3 separate regions of the Homo sapiens genome follow, and all the other regions are linked to region 2. Evidence: read pairs that join two places in POLR2A ChIA-PET (ENCODE). Cell type or tissue: OCI-LY7. All regions are shown on one strand. Links, peaks and the distances in the headings refer to the core of each region. The heading gives the core; the rest is flanking DNA.

Region 1 (7,229 bases), core at 522-5,521, 94 kb before region 2:
TACAAGTTGTTCAAGACCTTGATTATAAAACAGGTTGCAGTAAAGGAACCAGCCAAAACCCACAAAACCAAGATGGTGACAAGAGTGACCTCTGGTTGTCCTCACTGCTGTACACCCACGAGCGCCATGACAGTTTACAAATGCCATGGCAATGACAGGAAGTTACTCTGTATGGTCTAAAAAGGGGAGGCATGAATAATCCACCCTTTGTTTGGCACATAATCAAGAAATAACCATAAAAATGGGCAACCAGCAGCCCCCAGGGCTGCTCTGCCTATGGAATAGCCATTCTTTTATTTTTTTACTTTCCCAATAAACTTGCTCTCACTTTACTGTACGGATTCGCCTTGAATTCTTTTTTGTGCAAGATCCAGGAACCCTCTCTTGGGTTCTGGATTGGGACCCCTTTCTGGTAACACAACCACTCCTCCTTTCCTTGGTAACATCCCTAATTTTACTTCTGGTGTACACACCTCCCCAAGCGATCCACGTCTTTGTTGGGAACTGACTCCTCCATGGGCTCTAGGTTGCGCATACAAGGTTCTCGCTCTGTCGCCCAGGCTGGAGTGCAGTGGCGCCATCTCGGCCTACTGCAAGCTCCGCCTCCCGGGTTCACGCCATTCTTCCGCCTCAGCCTCCCGAGTAGCTGGGACTACAGGCGCCCGCCGCCGCACCCGGCTAATTTTTTTTTTTTTTTTTTTTTTTTTTTTTTTTTTTTTTTTTTTGTATTTTTAGTAGAGACGGGGTTTCACCGTGGTCTTGATCTCCTGACCTCGTGATCCGCCCTCCTCGGCCTTCCAAAGTGCTGGGATTACAGGCGTGAGCCTCTGCGCCCGGCCTGATGTAGGCTTCTTAGTTGCTTCCTCGCCCTCCTGGGAGAGCTTCCCAAAGTCTCTCCCTCCCGCCAGGGACCTGCACCAGGTAGCCCAGGCCCTGGGAGCGGCTATACTCTTAGGGCCACACGGGGGCGCCAGCCTCAGGCGGCTGCACCACGCCCGCCTGGAACAGGAGACCCCAACACCCCAGAGCGCAGTCAAACCGCCCTGCACTGGCCAGTTACTCTGGCTGATAAGCCCCCTTCACTCCTTAGCCCCAAGTGAGTGAGGTGCTTCCTCGCAAATGAAAATCTGCGGCCAACCCTGAGTCACTTCTTAAGATGCGGGCTCCCATCAGCTCCCCAACCCCAGCCCCACCCCTGAGTGCCGCCTCCCGAGCTAGGCCTGGAGAGTGCAGACAGGAAGGAAGCGCAGCTGGACCTCACCCAGAGAGGGGGACAGATTATCAGCAGGGTGGGAAGTGCTACAGGGAGCCCTCAAGGGCATCCCGCGTGTGCGGGTGATGCAGGCAGGTGCATGGGGGAGGGTGGGGTGCTACCAAACCCCAAGTGAGCCCTGTTGGAACTGAGCCTGGGGTGAGCCGGTAAACAAAGTGTCGGGAGGCGCTTCAAGCTTCAGGGCCAAGGGCCCCAGAGCATGAAGGTAGAGACAGCCAGGTGGAAGTGGCTGGAGAGGGTGCACATGAGGACAAACAGGAGGAGGGGCAGCAGGAGGGTGAGGTGGTGACAAGGGCGGGGAGGTAACCTGGACCAAGGAGACTGGACTCTAGCAGGAGGGAAATGACCCCCAGGGCGGGCTTAGGCAAAGTAAACATGATCACAGGGCAACATGCTCCCACAGGACTTTCTGCAGTAAGGAAGTGTGGCTATTGAGCCCTTGAAATAATGAGGCTAGTAAGACGCAGGAACTAATTTTTAAACATTATTTCCTTTCAATTAATTTTTTTTTTTTTTGAGACGGAGTCTTGCTTTGTCACCCAGGCTAGAGTGCAGTGGTGCAATCTTGGCTCACCGCAACCTCCACCTCCCGGGTTCAAGCAGTTCTCCTGCCTCAGCCTCCCAAGTAGCTGGGACTACAGGCACGCGACACCACTCCCGGCTAAATTGTGTATCTTTAGTAGAGACGGGGGTTTCACTTTGTTGGCCAGGCTAGTTTCGAACTCCTGACCTCAGGTGATCCACCACCTCAGCCTCCCAAAGTGCTGGGATTACAGGCATGAGCCACTGAGCCTGGCCCCTTTTAATTAATTCAAATGTAAATAGCTGCACCAGTTAGGAGGCTGTGAAGATGGTCCAGGTGAGGGAGGGTAGGGGCCTGAAATGGGGAGGCAAAGAAATGGGGAGGGCATGGACTCTAGGATTGTCAGGGCACTGGCTATTTAATATTTAACTTAACCACTCAGCCAGTACTGAAACAGTTGTTATGGAGGCCTGCGTTCGTGAGACCTGGCATGCCACAAGTGAGTAGAGCCAAGAAATCATGGAGACCCACTGAAAGAGGGGAAGGAATGCTCAGGGCCTTGGAGGTCTCCTGGGGGTCTGGCCGGGGCAATGGGGTGCTTATGTATCATCACTAGGAACAGAAACCCACGATGAATCAGCTTGGAGATGACAAGTGTGGTTTTGAACACATGGAAACTGAGAGGTCTTAGGACATCCCAGTGAAAGCATCTGGTAGGCTGTTCTGTGTATGGCTCTGATGCTCAGGAGGGAACTGAAACTGAAGACAGCCCTGTCAGTCATCAGAGGTCAAAAATCGGCAGCCCATAGGCCAGCTTCAGGTCACAGATGGAGGTTTAGACTGGCTCACACCATTGATCTCCCGAAGTGCTGGGATTACAAGCACTGCGCCTGGCCTCATCCTACCCACCTCTTCTTTTTTTAAAATTTAAGTTTTTCCATTTGCTGTACTTCATGCCAAGTATACACTCCCCTCCTGCCTGTTCCCAAGCCAGGGACCAAGGACTACAGGCCGGTACAGGATTTGCGCTTGGTTAATCAAGCTACAGTGACTTTACATCCAACAGTACCTAACCCGTACACGTTGTTGGGATTGCTGCCAGCTGAGGACAGCTGGTTCACCTGCTTGGACCTGAAAGACGCTTTCTTTCGTATCAGATTAGCTCCCGAGAGCCAGAAGCTGTTTGCCTTTCAGTGGGAAGATCCGGAGTCAGGTATCACTACTCAGTACACTTGGACCCGGCTTCCCCAAGGGTTCCAGAGCTCCCCCACCATCTTCAGGGAGGCGTTGGCTACAGACCTCCAGAAGCTTCCCACCAGAGACCTAGGCTGCGTGTTGCTCCAGTACGTTGATGACCTTTTGCTGAGACACCCCACGGCAGTCAGGTGCGCCAAGGGAACGGATGCCCTACTCCAGCGCCTGGAGGACTGTGGGTATAAGGTGTCCAAGAAAAAAGCTGAGATCTGTCGACAGCAGGTACGTTACTTGGGATTTACTATCCGACACGGGGAATGCAGCCTGGGATCAGAAAGAAAGCAGGTCATTTGCAATCTACTGGAGCCTAAGAGCAGAAGGCAAGTGAGAGAATTCTTAGGAGCTGTGGGGTTTTGTAGACTGTGGATCCCAAACTTTGCAGTATTAGCCAAGCCTTTGTATGAGGTCACAAAGTGGGGGACCGGGAACCTTTTGAATGGGGATCTCAACAACAGCAAGCCTTTCATGAGTTAAAGGAAAAAACTTATGTCAGCCCCAGCCCTGGGGCTACCCGATCTGACAAAGCCTTTTACATTGTATGTGTCAGAGAGAGAAAAGATGGCAGTTGGAGTTTTCATCCAAACTGTGGGGCCCTGGCCGAGGCCAGTGGCCTACCTCTCTAAACAACTAGATGGGGTTCCTAAAGGATGGCCCCTGTGTTTGAGGGCCTTGGCAGCAACTGCCCTGCTAGTACAAGAAGCAAATAAGCTGACTCTTGGGCAAAACCTGAACATAAAGGCTCCCCATGCTGTGTTGACTTTAATGAATACTAAAGGACATCATTGGCTAACGAATGCTAGACTCACCAAGTACCAAAGTTTGCTCTGTGAAAATCTCCGTATAACCATTGAAGTTTGGAACACCCTAAACCCCACCACCTTGCTCCCAGTATCAGAGAGCCCTGTCGGGCATGATTGTGTAGAAGTGTTTGACTCAGTTGACTCTAGTAGATCTGACCTCCGGGACCAGCCTTGGGCATCAGTAGACTGGGAACTACACGTGGACGGGAGCAGCTTCATCAACCTACAAGGAGAGAGATGTGCAGGGTATGCAGTGGTAACCCTGTACACTGTTGTTGAAGCCAGATCGTTGCCCCAGGGCACTTCAGCCCAGAAAGCTGAACCCATTGCTTTAATTTGGGCCTTAGAACTCCATGAAGGTAAGACTGTAAACATTGACACTGATTCTCGGTATGCCTTTTTAACCCTTCAAGTGCATGGAGCATTATAGAAAGAAAACGGCCTATGGAACTCTGGGGGAAAAGACATAAAATATCAACAAGAAATCTTGCAATTATTAGAAGCAGTATGGAAACCCCACAAGGTGGCAGGTATGCATTGCAGAGGACATCAGCGAGCTTCCACCTTGCTGGGTTTGGGGAATTCCCGCGCTGACTCAGAGGCTCGAAAAGCAGCATCTGCCCCCTTCCGGCAATCAGTCACAGCCACTCTGCTCCCTCAAGCACCTGATCTTGTACCTACTTATTCTAAAGAAGAAAAGGACTTTCTCCAGGTAGAGGGAAGGACAAGTGATGGAGGAAGGATGGATTCGGTTACCAGATGGGAGAGTAGCTGTGCCACAGCTGCTAGGAGCTGCAGTTGTACTGGCTGTGCATGAAACCACCCATCTAGGTCAGAGTCACTGGAAAAGTTGTTAGGCTGGTATTTCTACATCTCGCATTTGTCAGCCCTTGCCAAAACGGTGACACAGCGGTGTGTTACCTGCTGACAGCACAATGCGAGGCAAGGTCCAGCCGTTCCGCCCGGCATAAAAGCTTATGGAGCAGCCCCCTTTGAAGATCTCCAGGTAGACTTCACAGAGATGCCAAAGTGTGGAGGTCAGAAGTATTTACTAGTTCTTGGGTGTACCTGCTCTGGGTGGGTGGAGGCTTATCCAACACGAACTAAGAAAGCTCGTGAAGTAACCCGTGTGTTTCTTCGAGATCTGATTCCTAGATTTGGACTGCCCTTACGGATCAGCTCAGATAACGGGCCTGCGTTTGTGGCTGACTTGGTACAGAAGACGGCGAAGGTATCGGGCATCACATGGAAACGGCATGCCGCGTACCAGCCTCAGAGTTCCGGAAAGGTGGAGCGGATGAATCGGACTATCAAAAATAGTATTATTATCTTTCCCACTGGATATTAAAAACAATACCACAAGGGGCATCAAACCACCTGCCAAATTTGAGGGAATGTTATTCTGTCCTCCCCCCGCCCCCGGATATTAGAGACAATAACATAGGGGTAATGTAAACCCACTGCTTTATTGGGAGAAGTATCATCCTCTCCCTTCTTGGATATTAGGAACAATATCACAGTGTGCGTGTACGCCTGTCACAAAATTCAATGGAATGTCATCCTGTGCCTCCCTGGATATGACGAACAATGTCACGGGGGATGTACAACTTCTGAGATATTGGGAGTGATACCATCCTCTCCCCTCTGGAAGTTAGGGACAATATCACAGGGGTAGTGTACACCCTCTGTGATGTTGGGACTAATATCATCCTCCCGTCCCCTGGATATTAAAAACCATATCACAAGGGGTGTACACACACTTCGATATTGGTATTAATACCATCCTCTCCCTCTTTGGATATTCGGTGCAATATTTCAGGTGGGGTATACACCACCAGCAATACTGGAAGTAATATGATTTTCTCCCCCCTGGATATTAGAAACAATATCACAGGGGGTGTGAACAACCCCTGCAATATTTGGAGTAATATCATCGTCTCCCCTCATGAATATTAAGAACAATATCGTAGGGGGGGCATACACCCCCTTTGATGTTTGATATCATCCTCTTCCCCGCTGGATATTAGGAACAATATCAGGAAGGGATGTACAGATCCTGCGACATTTGCTGTCATCTAATTGTCTCTCCCCTAGATATTAGGAAAAATGTAACCGGGGATGTGAACACCCCTGCGATATTGGGAGAGGTCTCATCCTCTCCCCGCTTGGATATTAGGAACAATATCACAGCAGGGGTGTACTGCCTCTGCGTTATTGGGAGTAAAATTATCCTCTCTTCCCCTGGATATTAGGAAGGGTATCAGAGGGGGAGGGTGTACATTCCCTGTGGTATTCAATGTAATCTTATCCTCTCCCTCCCAGGGTATTAAGAACAATATTAGAGGAGGGGTGTACACCCTCTGCGATATTGAGAGTCATATCATCCTCTTTCGCTCTGGATATTACGAACAATATCACAGGGTTGTGTACACCCCCTGTGATACTGGGAGTAATATCATCCTCTCTCCCTCTGGATATTAGGAAGAGTATCACAGGCTGTGTACACCCCCTGCAATATTGGGAGTAGTATCATCCTCTCTCCCTCTGGATATTAGGAAGAGTTTCACAAGGATGTGTGCACCCCCTGCGATATTGGGAGTAATATCATCTTGTCGCCCTCTGGATATTAGGAAGAGTTTCACAGGGGTGTGTACACTCCCTGCAACATGGGGAGTAATATCATCCTGTGCCCCCTGGATGTTAAAAACCAAATCACGGGGGTTGTACACCTGCTGCGATATTGGTAAACGTTACTTCTAGTATCCCACAGAGGGTACACCCTGTGATATTTTTCATAATATCATAGGGAGATATTGCTTCTAATAACACAGTGGGTGTACACCATGTGTGTACACTCTGTGATGTGATAGCTTATATCCTAGGGAGATATTCCTTCTAGTATCACAGTGAGTGTACACCCTGTGATATCATTCGTAATATCCTAGAAAGATGTTGCTGCTAATATCACAGAGGGTGTGCCCCCAGTGACATCATTATTCGTAATATCCTAGGGAGATGTTACTCCTAATGTCACAGGGGTGTACACCCTGTTATATTATTCGTAATATTCTAGGCGGGTGTTACTTTTAAAGTCACAGGGGTGTACACCCTGTGATGTTATTCATAATATCCTAGGAAGAGGTTACTCCTAATACCACATGGGTTATCCTATGAAGAGGTTACTCCTAATATCACACTCCTAATATCACACCCTGTGATAGCATTCAGAATATCCAAAAGGGATGTTACTTTTAATGTCACATGGGGTGTACACCTTTTGATATTATTCGTAAGATCCTAGGGACATATTACTTCAAATATCACATTGGGTGTACACACATGGTGTACACATTATGTGTGAACACCTCCTGTGATATTA
Region 2 (7,229 bases), core at 774-5,773:
TTAGCACAGGACTCAGAGCAGCAGAGCTCTCAGCCCTCCCAGTGCTGACTGTCTGCAGAGATCCAAGTGCTTGCTCTGGGCAAGGCCCTGGCTCCCAGCATCCAGAGGCTGCCAGTGGGCACAGCGTGGCTGGGAGCTGCCTTAGCTGCTCAGGCTTGGGAGAGGGACCATCCTGCGGGCACTCGAACCATAAATGTCCAGACACAGAATCACATCAGAGCCATCCTCAGCAGACCAGGCAGGGCTGCCTCCCAGGGAGAGCTGGGTAACCCGAGCTGCTGGCAGGCCCTCAGGTCACTTCAGGAGCACAGGGCGGTCAGCTGATGCTCCTGGGGACCATTCATCACGTCTCCCAGCCCAGCCGGTACAGCCTCAGCTATTTCCAGGCCTGGGTATGCAGCAGCTTATGTAACGGGCTGGAAGTCAGGGCTGGGCTAAGGGGCACTTGTGGTAGGGATGGGGCTGCTCCCACCTCCCACTGTAAGGCCCACCCCTCAGTCCCTAGTCTCCCTATGGAGATTTGTGGGGGGCCCACAGCTCTGGCTGGAATCCCTGTGGACAGCCACTGTGCCTATCAACACACCTCTCACTTCCTGGCCAGAAGATGCCTGGCCATCTGCGGTCCATGGAGTTGAGGCCACCAAGCAGCCTCTTCCTCAACCCCATCAGCCCTGCCCAGCCTCTGTGCTCTCACCTTCCCCTCCCCGCTCAGAGGAAGAGTGGGTATGTCTGCTGCTGCCCTCCGAGAGAACCTGTGCACATTCCTGAAGCCCCTCCTAGCTCCTGCAGGCCTAGTTTGGTGGGTGGTTAAGCTGGGCTCAAATACACATATTCCCAGTGTGGCTTTAGGCGGGCTTTGTACATCTGCTAAGCCTCAGTTGCTTGTTTGGGAAATGGAATGATAATAACAATATCTCCCTTTTGGTGTGGCTGTGACTGTGGGGCTTTAAGAGCACATTCCAGGAGGCAGATTGCCCAGCCCTGTCTATCTATGTGGCCTTGGGCCAGTCACTTAAGCTGTCCGGGCCTCAGTTTCCTTGTGTAGAACGGGACAGCGATATGACCTACCTCCCTGAGTTGTTGTGAGGATCCAGTGAGTTTTTATGCATAAAGCACTTAAAGAGTTCCTGGCATGAGGTCAGCACCATGTAAGTGTTGGCTATAATTAGACAATGTTTGGAGATCACTTTCCTCTGCCTTGGCTCCTAATAAGCTCTTGGTGAAAGGTAGTTGTTATTTTTAACTTCTTCGTTCTCCTTCACTGTCTTAATTCCCACCTTCATTTAGCCTTGCAATTTCCTTTAAATACCTTATCTTCTCCCCTCGTTTGTTGTCAATCTGCTGCACTACCAATAAAGGCGTGCATAAATTATATTTGTCCCATGTTTACATTCATAAAACATTTCCCATGCACTCCTGTCCCAACCTCACAGCAAACGCGTGAGCGAGCAGTGCAGCTCATGTCATTGCCCTCATTTTGAGAGCCCGGGACAGGGTGTGATCTGTCCAGAAGCATCAGCTGCTCAGGGGTGTGTCCAAGCCACCAGTGAGGGTATTCCGACCTTGGGCACCAGAGCACACCGGATGATGCACCCAGGGCGTGCCAGCTCGCTGCTGCCAGGGCAGATTAGCGCAGGGGGCCCTCCTGCTTCCGGTCCCAGCTGTGGGAGCGCCCACATTATGGGAGGAGAGGCCTGTGGGCTTTTTAAATACCTCCCATCCCAGCAGGATCCCCTGCGGCCCCCAAGTGCTGTACGGTGGTGCCCTCTGCTGGTAACAGGAGGTACTGCTACCTCTTATAAGGGAGGAAGGTGGATCCCTTCACATTTACGCAAAAAGCTAGCCAAGGCCGGCTATGTGCCAGGCCCTCTTCTAGGAACCACAGAGGAAAAGAACCTCGGAAAGCCCTGGCCTTTCATGGAGGTGTCTTCTATGGGAGGGATAAAGACAAAAACATTTATAAGAGAACGGCACATAACGAGAAGTGCAATGAAGAAAAACAGAGCCGGGTGAGCTGCTAGCGAATGATAGAGGGCGCTAGCGATACGGAACGGCCAGAGACGGCTTCTGCGAGGAGGCGACAATGTAGCAGGGAACTGAGCGAAGCTAGGAAAAGAAAGGCCCCTACCCGGGGAAAGGCCATGGAAACACAGGACCGGTGGGAAGGCGCTGAGATGGGGAAAGTCTGGGTACGCCGGAAGAACAGTGAGGCCCATGTGGTTGAGGGCAGTGCCGAAAGAGGCCTGGGGCGGTGGCTCACCCCTGTAATCCCAGCAGTTTGGGAGGCCGAGGCAGGTGGATCACCTGAGGTCAGGAGTTCGAGACCAGCCTGGCCAACATGGCGAAACCCCATCTCTACTAAAAATATGACAAATTAGCCGGGCGTGGTGGCGGCCGCCTGGAATCCCAGCTACTCGGGAGACTGAGGCAGGAGAATCACTTGAACCCGGGGGACGGAGGGTGCAGTGAGCCGGGGTTGTGCCATTGCACTCCAGCCTGGGCGACAGAGAGACTCTGTCAAAAAAAAAAAAAAAAAAGCAGCAGTGAGCAAGGTCCGAGAGGCGGAGGCCTCCAGCTCCTTCCTTACCACGTGGTGCATGAAGAAGGCAGAGCTCGTGCAGTCTCAGGAAGCAAAAGGAGAGCCCTAACCAGCATGCACTGGGCTGTGTGCGGGGCCTCACCGCTGCCTGTGAAGTGGGTATTCCTGGCATTACCACCATTTTGCAAAGGAGGAAACTGAGGCTGAGGAAGGTAGAGGTTGTGTGGTTTGCTCAAGGGTGGAAATATAAAGTCACAGAGCAAGAACCTAAATCCAGGTTTGTCTGACTCTAGTTTTTTGGTTGTTTCTTTTCTTTTTGGTTTTTTGTTTTCTTTTTCTTTCTTTCTTTTCTTCTTCTTCTTTCTTTCTTGTGACAGGATCTCACTCTGTCACCCAGGCTGGAGTGCAGTGGCCAGTGGCACAATCACGGCTCACTGCAGCCTGGAACTCCAGGATTCAAGCGAGCCTCCCATCTCAGCCTCTCCAGTAGCTGGGACTACAGACACTCAGATCATTTTTAAAAATTTTTTGTAGAGACGAGGTCTTGCTATGTTGCTCAGGTTGGTCTTGAACTTCTGCTCAAGAGATCCTCCGGCCTTGGCCTCCCAAAGTGTTGGTGAGCCACCCCTCTGGCCGAATCTGGGCTTTAAAACATAAGTTAAGCACTTGGAGAGAGAGAAAAAAAGGCAGCACAGAACAGCACGTAGAGAAGGGCCACAATTGTATTAAAATACGTATATGTATATTTTATATTCAGAAAAAAGGCTGAAAGCAATCCACTGCATGTGATAATCTCTGGAGGTGACTTATGTTTTCCTTCCACTGTGGGGCTGGGGCAGGGAGAAGGATGGTCGTCACCCCCGCAGAAGGCAAAAGACTGCCCTTAGCGTTGATAACAACCATACCTCACACTCACAGGCTCCTTCGCGGTTACAAAGGGTCCTTCTTCACTGCTGAGCGTTTGCTCCTCACCACAGCCATTTCACAGGAAAGGAAGCCAAGCCTCAGAGAGGCCGCGACTCTCCCTCAGATAGCCCGTGGCACGGCTGGGGCCAGGACCGACCTCTGCACGTTCCGAGTCCTGCAGGCGCATTTCCAGGAGAGAGGAGAGCTGGCAGAGAGGTCCAGGGGGGTCCAGGAGCCGGGCCGGGGGCGAGGTGACGAGTGTGGCCGTTCCCGAGTCTGCCGGCAGAGGGCGCCGCCGCCCCGCAAGTCGGCCAGGCCACGCCCCCTACCAGGACCCGCCCCTTTGCAGCGGGGAGCCACAGCACCCTGTGAGGAGCGGCTCGGCAGGCTGGGGTTCGAGGCCATGGGGATGAGAGGACGGTGGACGGGCTGGGCCGGGGCAGGAGGAGGAGCAGCAGGGGAGGGGCTGGGCCGGGGCAGAAGGAGGAGCCGCAGGGGAGGTCACCGGCGGGCCAGGGTCTGCGTGGGTGAGGGGTTGAGAGTGCAGAGGCGCCCGTGTCTGCGGCTGGGAGCGCGAGATGGAGGCGGGGTGGGGGCGGGCTAGTGCGAGGGGAAGGTCCCGGTGTGGCGGGCGGCGGTGCGCTACGGCGCCAGGACTTCCTGAGGCGGCGGGACTAGCTGCCTCGGGAGGCGGTTACTCACTCCGGCGCTGCCACCTGCTTCCTTCCCAGATCCCAGCAAAGCATAACCCCGAGGCCCCCTCTGCGCTCCCACCCCACTCGCGGCGGCGGCACGCCCAGGAGGGAGCTCGCCTCTGCAGCTCAACCCACAGCCTCGCGGCCCCGGGGTGGGCGAGGGTGGAGAGGGAGGGCGGTGCCCGGCGGACTCCACCCGAGCCGCACCGCCAGCCCCCAACCGCCGCAGTCTAGCCCAGGCCTTGAAGGCCAGCCTGCAGCCTCTTGAGCAGCGCGTGGGGCTCCAACCCCCAGCACCTCCACCTGTCCCATCTCTCCAAGCTGAGCCCCAACTCTGGTCTAGACGGGAACCCGTGAAAAGCAGACTCCGGCAGGGATCCCCTGCCGGCTGTGCGCCCCAGCCCCGCCTCCTCTCCATTCCGCTCGCCCCTGAGCACTGGCGATACCCAGCCAGACGACAGGGGCTGGACAGTGTGTTGAGCCCCACCCCCATCTCCTCCCTCGCCGCCACCCATACCTACCTCCAACCAAGGCGAGGACATAGATGTGTCAGCTAGGATCCCTGCCCTCTAACAGCTCCCAGTCTGTAGGGAGACGGCCACCATCCATACCAAAGCTTACACCAGGAAGCAGAAAGTGGTTCCGGGCCAGTGGGAGGCACAGGTCCTTAGCTCCCCAAGAAGACACAGCCTCAGGGGGCCGAGTTCGGCCAGTATTTAGAGTCCCAAGGATCTGTGTGGGAGGGAGCTCAGAGATCTCCAGAATTATCTTCAGTCAACATCCTTTCAATAAAGACTCACTAAGCACCTAGGGTGCTTTAAAAATACCAACGCCCCAGCCCACCCTAGAACTCCTGGATCAGAATCTCAAGGGGGCCAGGAGTGGTGGCTCACACCTGTAATCCCAGCACTTTGGAAGGCCGAGTTAGGAGAATTGCTTGAGCCCAGGAGTTTGAGACCAGCCTGGCCAACATGGCGAAACCTCTCTCTACAAAAAATACAAAAATTAGCCTGGGGTGGTGGCCTACGCCTGCAGTCCCAGCTACTCCAAACGTTGAGGATCGCTTAAACCCAGGAGATTGAGGCTGCGGTGAGCTGTGATTATACCACTGCATCCAGGTTGGACGACAGAGCAAGACCCTGTTTCCTGTTTCTTTTTTTTTCTTTCTTTCTTTCTTTTTCTTTTTCTTTTTCTTTTTTTGAGACAGAGTCTCGCTCTGTTGCCCAGGCTGGAGTGCAGTGTCCCAATCTCTGCTCGCTGCAACCTCCACCTCCCAGCTTCAAGCGATTCTCCTGTCTCAGCATCCCCAGTAGCTGGGTTTACAGGCATGTGCCACCACGCCCAGCTAATTTTTATATTTTTAGTAGAGACTGGGTTTCACTGTGTTGTCCAGTCTGGTCTTGAACTCCTGACCTCAAGTGATCTACCAACCTCCCAAAGTGCTGGGATTACAGGCGTGAGCCACCGCACCCAGCTGACCCTGTTTCAAAAACCAAAAAAAAAAAAAAAAACAGAAAAGAATTGCAAGGGGGAGGGGAAGGGTAAAAAGAATGGCAAGAGTAGGAGTATGGCCCTATCTGCTGTTAAATGTCCCCCACCCTACTGACTGCTGTAGCTGCCAGCCACTGGTCTTGCCTTATTTGCCCAGAGACCACACTCCTCAGAGAGAGTGGCTCCAGCCAAGCCCTCAATTAGAGTGAGATTTGGGGGGCTCCAGAAGAAGATGCTATGTATGCTGGGACCTGGGTGGGCTGTCACTCTGTGGGTTGCTGAGTGGACCAGATCAACTGTGAGTCACTAAAGGCTAAGTGACTCTGTAGGGGAGCAGCTGGGAAAGAGACCCAGAGGCAGTATTTGCATTTTTACTTTTTGCATAAATTTATATGTTCTCCCCACAAAGGCCAACTCCAAGATGGATCACTGAAGCTTAGGAGGTGTCCCTGAAAGCAAAAATTCATATGTCTTAGGCAACCTGGTGGCCTCCTGCTCCTGGGAGGTCCCCATATTGATTGCATGCAAGACACATCTCTAAAAATAAAAATAAATTATAAATAAATAATAAAAACACTCTTGCATCTTGCTGTTGAAAAGTATGTTTCCTCTCCACTATCAACCCCAGTCCATGAGCTTTCATACCACACAGGGTTCTGTGCAGAGAAGGTCTGTTGGTTGGAGTCATTTAGTCATTTAGTTAGATGTTCTGAACTCAACTGTTCATTCATTCATTCAGACGTACCTGCCTTCGATCAGTGCTGGCATGAGATGGGGTTCACTCCCTTGGGAGCCCACAATCTGGGTGGTGGAGTGAGGAGAGGCCCTGGGACCAGAAGCAGTGGGAGGGTGTCTGAGCACTTCAGATAAATGATTGTGGGGTTCAGGGGAGGCTCCACTTTGTACAAGCGTGCAGCAGGCTGAGGAAGGGCTGAAGAGGTGGGCTCTAAGGAGGGAGGGAGGCTGCTCCCAATGGTTGGCTGATGGGAGAGCCCTGCTCTGTGCCCCTCTCCACCTGGTATGGTCCCGGCTCCCCACCAGGGGTCAGCACACTGCTGCACTCTGGCTGTTTTACTCTCTTGAGGAACTCTCTTGGGTTTCCGTGGCCCCTCCAGAGCCCTCAGCTTCCTTTCTGTCTCACTTCTCTGAGCCCATCACTCCCCACTTACGGTCATTTCATCCACCTGTCGGTGCAGGACCAGGCAGCCTCCCAGCCAGCCAGCCTGACGTCTCTCCTGAGCTGGGGAATCCCACAGCCTCCCTCACTTCCCAGCCTCATGAGCTTGGGCTGGGCAGCAGAAGGGGCCTCCTGCTGTCCTTCCTCTTCTCCTGCTGCCATTCAGCGCAAGGTCTCTGGTTTGGTTTCCAGGGGAAATGGGAGGGTCCAGAGGTTCACTCCTTCTAATAAGTTTTCCCACATGTGTTAGCAGAGCTCTTCTCCAAGCCCACCTCCCCTGTTTTGTGGACCCCACCAAGTCTCCAGAGCCCCCCTATGCTCCCCTTAGATGGGAATGCTCTCCCTCCCTCCAGCACAGCACCTGCATGCATGGAACCGGGAACTCTCTGGGCTGGCCCCTCCTCCTACTGCTCCCTGGCAA
Region 3 (7,229 bases), core at 2,077-7,076, 100 kb before region 2:
GAAATTCTGTTTCTCCAAATCCTTATCAATTCAGTCTTTTTTGTTTTAGCCATGCTGATGGAAATGTAGAGCTAGCTATCTCATTGTGGGAGGTTTGTTTGTTTGTTTGTTTGTTTGTTGTTTTTGTTTTTGTTTTGAGACAGAGTGTCGCTCTGTCACCCAAGCTGGAATGCAGTGGCGCAATCTCAGCTCACTGCAACCTCTGCCTCCCAGGTTCAAGTGATTCTCCTGCCTCAGCCTCCTGAGTAGCTGGGATTACAGGCGCCCACTACCACCCCTGGCTAATTTTTGTATTTGTAGTAGATACTGGGTCTCACCATGTTGGCCAACCCTGCCCTCAAGTGATTCACCCACCTCAGCCTCCCAAAGTGCTGGGATTACAGGCATGAGCCACCACACCCGGCCTCATTGTGATTTTATTTTGTATTTTGTTGGTAACTGGTGAGGGTGAACAACTTCTCATCCTTATTGGTTATTTGGGTATTATCCTTTGTAATGTGCCTGTTCAAATCTCTCAGACTTTCCTAGTGGGCTGTCCATCTTTGTCTTACTGATGTATAACAGTTCATTTTTATAGCTTTGTTGAGAAATAATTGATACACAAAAAAAAAAAACCTGCACATGTTTAACGTCTGCAATTTGACGAGTTTGGACATATGCATACACTGTGATACCGTCACCACAATCAAAATAAACATTCATCACTTCAGATGTTTCCTGGTGTTCCTTCCTCTCAGCTTCTCTTGATCATCTCCCCACTCTCTCTCTCCCACCTTCCCCCGTGATCTCAGAGGTCCCAGCGTCTCTGATCTTTAGAGCTCCTGCTTGCATCTCACATCCAAATAATAATAGTCCAACAGTCACAGGTGGTTAAGAGGAGATCTGGCCTTTGCCAGGCCCTCCCTAAAATCCTCTGGGACCATTTCTGAAGAAACTGTCCCGTTGCCAGTGTGTCCTCATGTGGAAGGGCCAGGCTACTTTCTTATGGGCCTGGGCCCACCCTCAATCAAGGTTGCCCCAGGCTCTCAAAACCAAAGAGTCAGCATATACTCAATTCAGACCTGCCTCAAAAGGGATCGAGAAGGTCCCCAGGGATGCCCCTCTGCTCACAGTGAGGAAGACCTTAGACATGCCCGTGCCAAGCAGCTGAGCCCCCACCCTGAATTCCTCCATTCCCGTGAATCCCAATCTCCACCTTCAGTGAGACAAAACACAGCTTATTACCCCCACGCTCTGCCTTCTAGGTTTTGTTGGGTTCCCAAATCCTTATCAACACTGTATCAACACTTATGGAGCTAGAAGTCTCCATAATACTCACCCCTCCCCCAATCCTTCCTCCATCCATAACAAGCATAATGCAAGCTCACAATTATTGAGCACTTACTAAGTGCCAACCTCTATTCTCACCCTTTGCGTGCATTAATTTAAACATCCAACTCTTCCAACACCCATATAGCAGTTACTATTACTATGCTGATGCACAGAGAGGTTAAGTGACTCCCCCAGGGTCACACAGCTTCTGATTGGTGGCACTGCAATCAGTGCCCAGATTCCTGGTCTCTCTGCACCCGAAACTGCTGCAGGGGCCTCTACCACAAGCTCAGGGCTTGCTGCCTCGCTTCCCTCACAACATTGCTCTGCTTCCTTCTTGCGGAGAAAGTCTTGTGAACCCTCCCTTTCTGCCCCGGCTGCTGGGAGACTACAGACAATGCCGATACTCATGCACAGCAATGGTACCACCCCTCGTGGCCACCAGGTCTGCTTCTTCCCTCATTTTCTGTTTTATCCGTAATGATAGACTGAGAATGTAGGAGGCAACATCCTTCAAAGATGTAAAATGCTAGGCCACAGAAAACAGAGACTGTAAAAGGCAGACCCGAGCGGCAACAGATGCCATGATTACGTCTCGAGGCAGCCAAGGGGAAGAAGAAATCTGATCCATTACTATCTGCAGGAAGCAGACTGTTTGCTCTGCAGGGACAAAGTTTTCCCCTTACAATACATTCTCATAAAATTGGCTCACTTGGGCCTTCCTGTAAGGAACGCTGAGGGATGCGATGGATTGGTTATGGCCTGAAAAATCACTTTCGCAGCAAAAGGAAAGCATACTTCATGTGACTGTTGACCAACACAGAGGACACCACGCCAACAACCTCAGGGATGCAGAGTCCTCCAGAAGAGAGGCCAGCGTGGTCCAAGGACACACTCTCCCAGGGCAGAGGGTCTGGTCAGGGCCAGAACTCGGAGTACCCGGCAGCTGGCTGGACAGTTCAGCCCTTCAAAGCCCTGCTCCGAACACCCTCCACCCACTTTTGTTTGCCGAGGAACTGGCTGTCCCTTAAGTCCAGAGACTGGTTGTCCCTTGAGTCCAGGAACTGGTTGTCCCTTGAGAACAGGGACACAATCTTTCTATCTCTGTAATTCAGCCCCTGCCCCACCCTCAACAGCTGAGGTGACTGGAAAGGGTGGGTGGGTGGATGATCCAGGCAGGTCCCTCAATCAAAAGAAGTGGCAGACACTTCTTTTGTCCCCTAGCTTCTGTAGAAGTCATGGAGCCCTAATTGTAGTTGGGCACATGGCTGCCTGTGGTGCTTCCTGGCACCCCTGGAGACTGGGAGAGTCACACAGCTGAGTCCTGAGCAACAAGAGGGGAGTAGAAGTGATAAGCTGGGGACACCCTCTCCCTGCCTCGTCCCCTCTCTCTGGCTAGAACACAGAGGAGGTGGTGGCTGGCCATCTCAGATCAAACTTGTCCATCAGCCTTCAGAGCAACCAGACGGAAAGAGCCTGAGGCACTGGCCCTGTGCAGCTGCTGTTCCAGCCCTGAAAGCCTCCTGCCAAGACTATTATGTGAGAGAAGTCCAAGCTTCCATGTTGTTTAAACCACTGTTGTTTTGAGCCTCTAATGCAACAGACAAGTCTATAGATGAGCTCATGTCCCAGGAGCTACCAATGAAATGCCACTGCCTTCCCCCAGGGCCACCTGGCTGGCACCTGAGCACTGTGTCCACCTGCATGTCTTCCTGGCACAGTCTCCACTACCAACACTCCCAGAGGGAGAACAGCCCCCCACAAGGGACTTAACACCATCCCTGTTTTACAGATAGGGAAACTGAAGCTCGGAGGAATGGCCAAATCTGCCTGAGGGCTCAATAGCAATGGCTGGTGGAGCCAGTCCCAAATCCAGGCCTGCCAGCTGCATGGTGTTTGCTCCCCTGGGAGAGCTGGCTCCTGTTGTTCACCTGCTCAGCCAAGCAGAGACTGCCTGCGCAGTTAGCGGTGGAGGCCCTATTTGTGGGGAAATGCCTGGATAAGCCTGTCTGGAGGCCAGGCCAGCACCTAAGGTCTGCAGGGCAGGCTGTGACCAGGAATCAGAGGGAAGCTCCTTTGCATTATAAAGGGAGAAACAGTGGGGACGGGGTGTTGGGGGCTGGAAAGGAGGGGGAAGGGGGGAAGGGAAGACCGGTGAGAACAATGGCGGGAGGCTGCCTTCCGCACCTCTCAGTGAGGTCTTCCTAAACATCACAAAACACTGCAGTCGTGGGATTTCTGCAGAGCCGGGTGAAGACACTTAGCCTTGTGATGGGGTCCACTTGTGACCCGGCTGCCACGTGAAGGTGGCACATACAGTGGAGGGGAAGTGAGCCACACATTCGGCAGATCTCAGAAGGTGCATCTGGGAATGTGACTCTAACAGGGGCCGGGCCCCACCACAACCCACTGATGTTGGAGTCAGCAACCAGCCCACAGCAGGGCTCTTGCAGGGACAGTGACCCCACATTGCACTGAGGTGCTGCTGTGTTCTGAACCACCTCCAACATCATGGACTACAACAGCCATCACTGTATTATGTTGCAGAGTCTGGGGAGGTCAGGGGTTTGGAATTGGGTGTAGGGTGTGACGGGGTGAAGCCTGGAGCCTCAGCTGGGAGCACTGGAATGACTGGGGGTGACTGGGACGGCTGGGTTGGACTCACTGCTCCAGCTTCTTCACTCCCATATCTGGACGGGACCACGGCTCAGCTAGGACTGTCAACTGAAGCACCTCCAGGGAGCCTCCCCATGGCTTCTCATAGCTTGGCAGTGAGGTTCTCAGAGGGAGTGTCAGAGAGGGACACCTGAAGAACAGCATTTCGAGAGACCCAGGCCAAAGCTGCCTGGCCTTTAACGACCTGCACTTAGAAGTCATGTGGCCTTTGGGCGCTGTGGCTCATGCCTGTAATCCAAGCACTTTGGGAGTCTGAGGTAGGCAGACCACTTGAAGCCAGGAGTTCAAGACCAGCCTGGCCAACATGGCAAAACCCCATCTCTACTAAAAATACAAAAATTAGCCAGGTGTGGTGGCAGGCGCCTGCAGCCCCAGCTACTTGGGTGGCTGAGGCAGGAGAATCGCTTGAACCTGGGAGGCAGAGGTTGCACTGAACCGAGATCGCGCCACTGCATGCCAGCCTGGGTGACAGAGTGAGACTCTGTCTCAAAAAAATGGAAGAAAGGGCCGAGCACGGTAGCTCATGCCTGTAATCCCAACACTTTGGGAGGCCGAGGCAGGCAGATCACAATGTCAGGAGATCCAGACCATCCTGGCTAACACGATAGAACCCCGTTTCTACTAAAAATACAAAAAATTAGCCAGGCATGGCGGCGGGCACCTGTAGTCCCAGCTACTCAGGAGGCTGAGGCAGGAGGATGGCGTGAACCCAGGAGGTAGAGCTTGCAGTGAGCCGAGATCGCACCACTGCACTCCAGCCTGGGCGACAGAGCAAGACTCTGTCTCAAAAAAAAAAAAAAAAAAACGGAAGAAGTCTCTTGGCCTTGCATCCCCTGTGCTCTATTGGTGGCAGCAGTCACAAGCCTGCCCAGTTTCAAGGGGTGGGGACATAGACCCCACTTCCGTGGGAGGAGTGTCAAAGAATGCGGGAGCTTGTTTTAAACTTCCATGCTCCATAACACCATAAGCGACTCCCTCTTGAGGTCTCTCCTTAGCCAGCTCAGGTCTATGATTTCAGCGTGTCCTAACATCAAAAAATAACTCCCCTTCCCACAGCTGATGCTTGGAATTCCCAGCAAGAGATCAAAGGCTTTGATCTGGAGGGGACTTTTATTCTAAAGCAGCTCCTCCCAGCCCCTCTCCCACCACCACCCTTGAGTCGGCACTGGGCCCTGACGCCCCTTCTGCCTCCATGTCAGTGGGCTCGCCAGGCCTCTGCAAGGAGCAGCTTTGGCTGAGGGAGGATGGAACACCTGGGCCATTGTGTGTTTACCAAAAGTCCATCCTGACAGGATCCTGGGAAGAGTGAGGAGAGAAGGAGAGTCTAAGGTCCTGAAGGTCAACTCAGCCAATGTCACCATTTAGCCAGAGGCTGCTCCTCCCAGGAGCTTCTGCTTTATGCCCCAACTACACTTTCCCCTCCTGCCTCACACTGGCTTCTATCACACAGGACTCCATCCAGCCCTGCACCTCTGGGGTTCCTCCTACTTCCTACCGCCAGTCCACTGTGGCCCTCCCTTTTACGGCCAATGGTCCCAAAGATCTATTTAGAAGTAGATTCAACATCCTGTTTTATCCATCCAAGCCAGCTTTTGCTGTGTACCTACTGCCTCAGCAGTGCAGAAACAAACCATTCTAGGTAAAAAAAAAAAAAAAAAAAAAAAAAAGTGGGAGCGAGTGGGGCACAGGAAATCAGGTGCTTGTAAAATCACAGGAGTGGGTGGTGGGTGGCAGCTGGATAGGCAGGAGGCTTCCAGTGGGACTGTTGAGCTCGAGGACACACCCACCCACCACCATGCTGCCATCTGCGGATCAATAATCACTGCACTGCCTTTGCCGCCACCATAACTGCCAGAACACCCAGGACACTCGTGACCAGACACTAGAACACAGAGTTCAAAGGCCACAACCACTTTCTACAACCCTGCTGGTCAGCAGAAGCAGCGGCAGGAAGATGGCCTTCACCACACCAAATCCAGCCGAGCACTGTCTATTAGAGGCGCCCAGTGTGCTCTAGCTGCAGGGAGTTTGGGAAGTGCATTTGGCTTTCTCATCTCAGCAGTCCATAAAGACATGTAGAAGGAGGAAGGATGGGTACTGAGGGCTGGGACACTGTGCCCAGCACACATGAAGGAACCGTCATCTGTGCTCCTGGAGCTCCTGGGAAGCTGGAACCTTCCTTTTCTTCCCAGGGGGGGGTTGGCAGAATTCTCTGTTCTCTGGGCACCATCAGAAGACCTGGTCTCTGTCACCACTGTATATGTCCTCTGGTTTATTTCTCCCACTGCTGTTTTGCCACCTCTAGAGCCGTAGATTGCCCCATAAACCTCCTGGCTACTCAGCAGGCTGACACCTTCTCTGCTGGAAAGTGGAAGAAGATGAGTGCCACGGGCTCCCTTTGCCACTGCATCCATTAAATCTCCCGAGGACACACTTACCAGGCATGCACATTTCTTTACTGACATGTTTGAGCAATTTCAAGAGGGAATTATTCCTCTTCTGAGAAAAAACTGTTAAAGTCCCAACTGACTTGGAATTTCCCTTGAGTTTCAAGCAAAAATGTACCTAAAGATCCCGGGCCTTCCCAAGGAAGTGACTCCCTACCCACAGTATCCCCACTCCAGCTGCTCTCGGGGTCTCCCCACCCCCCAGCAACTCCCTCCTTCTCTCCCTGCCCGTCAGGAAACCACCCTGCTCCCAGCCTCCTTCACCTTCACCTTCCTTCATCATCAGCGTCAGATCTGAGTCCTGCGGTTCTAAATAGCACCCCAGGCCTCAGCAAGTGGAGGGTAGGGGAAGAAGAGGCAACTCCTTGTTGCCGGTCCTCAGCAGCACCGTGGGAGGGGGCTTGGAGGGAGAGAGGGGTGGGGTCTTGGAGGGAGAGAGGGGTGGGGGGTCCTGGGGCCACAATGAACCGAATTCTGGCATTTGGTTCCTTCTCAGGACCTCCCACTAGAGGGCGCGACGGTCCCGCCGGTTCCTTGCCAGGTGGCTCCAGCTGCGGCGGACATCAGAGCATCTCCCAGGGACTAGAAGTTCAGACTAATGAGATTGAGAAAAGAGCATTTCCACATTTGCAAGGCGCCTGTGCTGCTCCGGAGGTCCCCATTACTCTGTCCAGAATCCTTTATTGCTTCCTGGTCCCCGAGGGCCTGCTGGAACCAGAATGCGAGAAGGGCTCTGCGCGGTTGGCCTTCCTGGACTCACAGCTTCCCTGTGAAGAACCTAGCGGGCTCTGCAAC

Evidence for each region. ChIA-PET counts read pairs that join two places held together with the same protein. Peaks named below come from ENCODE experiments on the same cell type or tissue, not always from the same donor. Only the 100,000 strongest peaks of a DNase experiment are listed, where the experiment ranks them.
Region 1: POLR2A ChIA-PET joins it to region 2 with 17 read pairs; 16 of 35 experiments call an interaction of 5 or more read pairs at or near these places.
Region 3: POLR2A ChIA-PET joins it to region 2 with 10 read pairs; 16 of 35 experiments call an interaction of 5 or more read pairs at or near these places.

The regions. Positions count from the first base shown.
Region 1 is chr12:52,113,936-52,121,164 of GRCh38, reverse strand. It overlaps SMIM41-AS1 (SMIM41 antisense RNA 1), which reads left to right and starts at 2,947. Exons shown (of 4, transcript XR_007063312.1): 1 at 2,947-3,272. RefSeq lists enhancers at 2,036-2,085, 2,116-2,175, 2,186-2,325, 2,646-2,885, 4,249-4,458. In OCI-LY7, for the core only: CTCF peaks have their summits at 992 (motif pointing right) and 4,390 (motif pointing right); DNase peaks (open chromatin) are centred at 984, 2,544, 2,894, 4,433 and 1 weaker place; H3K4me3 peaks cover 3,975 bases; H3K27ac peaks cover 4,452 bases.
Region 2 is chr12:52,020,372-52,027,600 of GRCh38, reverse strand. All of the region lies in intron 1 of LOC124902934 (a long non-coding RNA gene), which reads right to left. It also overlaps a transcript of NR4A1 not described here. Among named protein-coding and RNA genes, the nearest start is that of TAMALIN-AS1, 16 kb to the right of the region's middle. RefSeq lists enhancers at 1,039-1,976, 2,522-2,816, 1,977-2,914 and a silencer at 3,621-4,080. In OCI-LY7, for the core only: CTCF peaks have their summits at 1,646, 1,845, 3,486 and 3,697 (motif pointing right); DNase peaks (open chromatin) are centred at 1,760, 2,040, 2,610, 3,770 and 2 weaker places; H3K4me3 peaks cover 3,280 bases; H3K27ac peaks cover 2,436 bases.
Region 3 is chr12:52,121,741-52,128,969 of GRCh38, reverse strand. No RefSeq gene overlaps it. Among named protein-coding and RNA genes, the nearest start is that of SMIM41-AS1, 7.1 kb to the right of the region's middle. In OCI-LY7, for the core only: CTCF peaks have their summits at 6,743 and 6,948 (motif pointing right); DNase peaks (open chromatin) are centred at 4,849, 5,426 and 6,969; H3K4me3 peaks cover 1,279 bases; H3K27ac peaks cover 2,789 bases.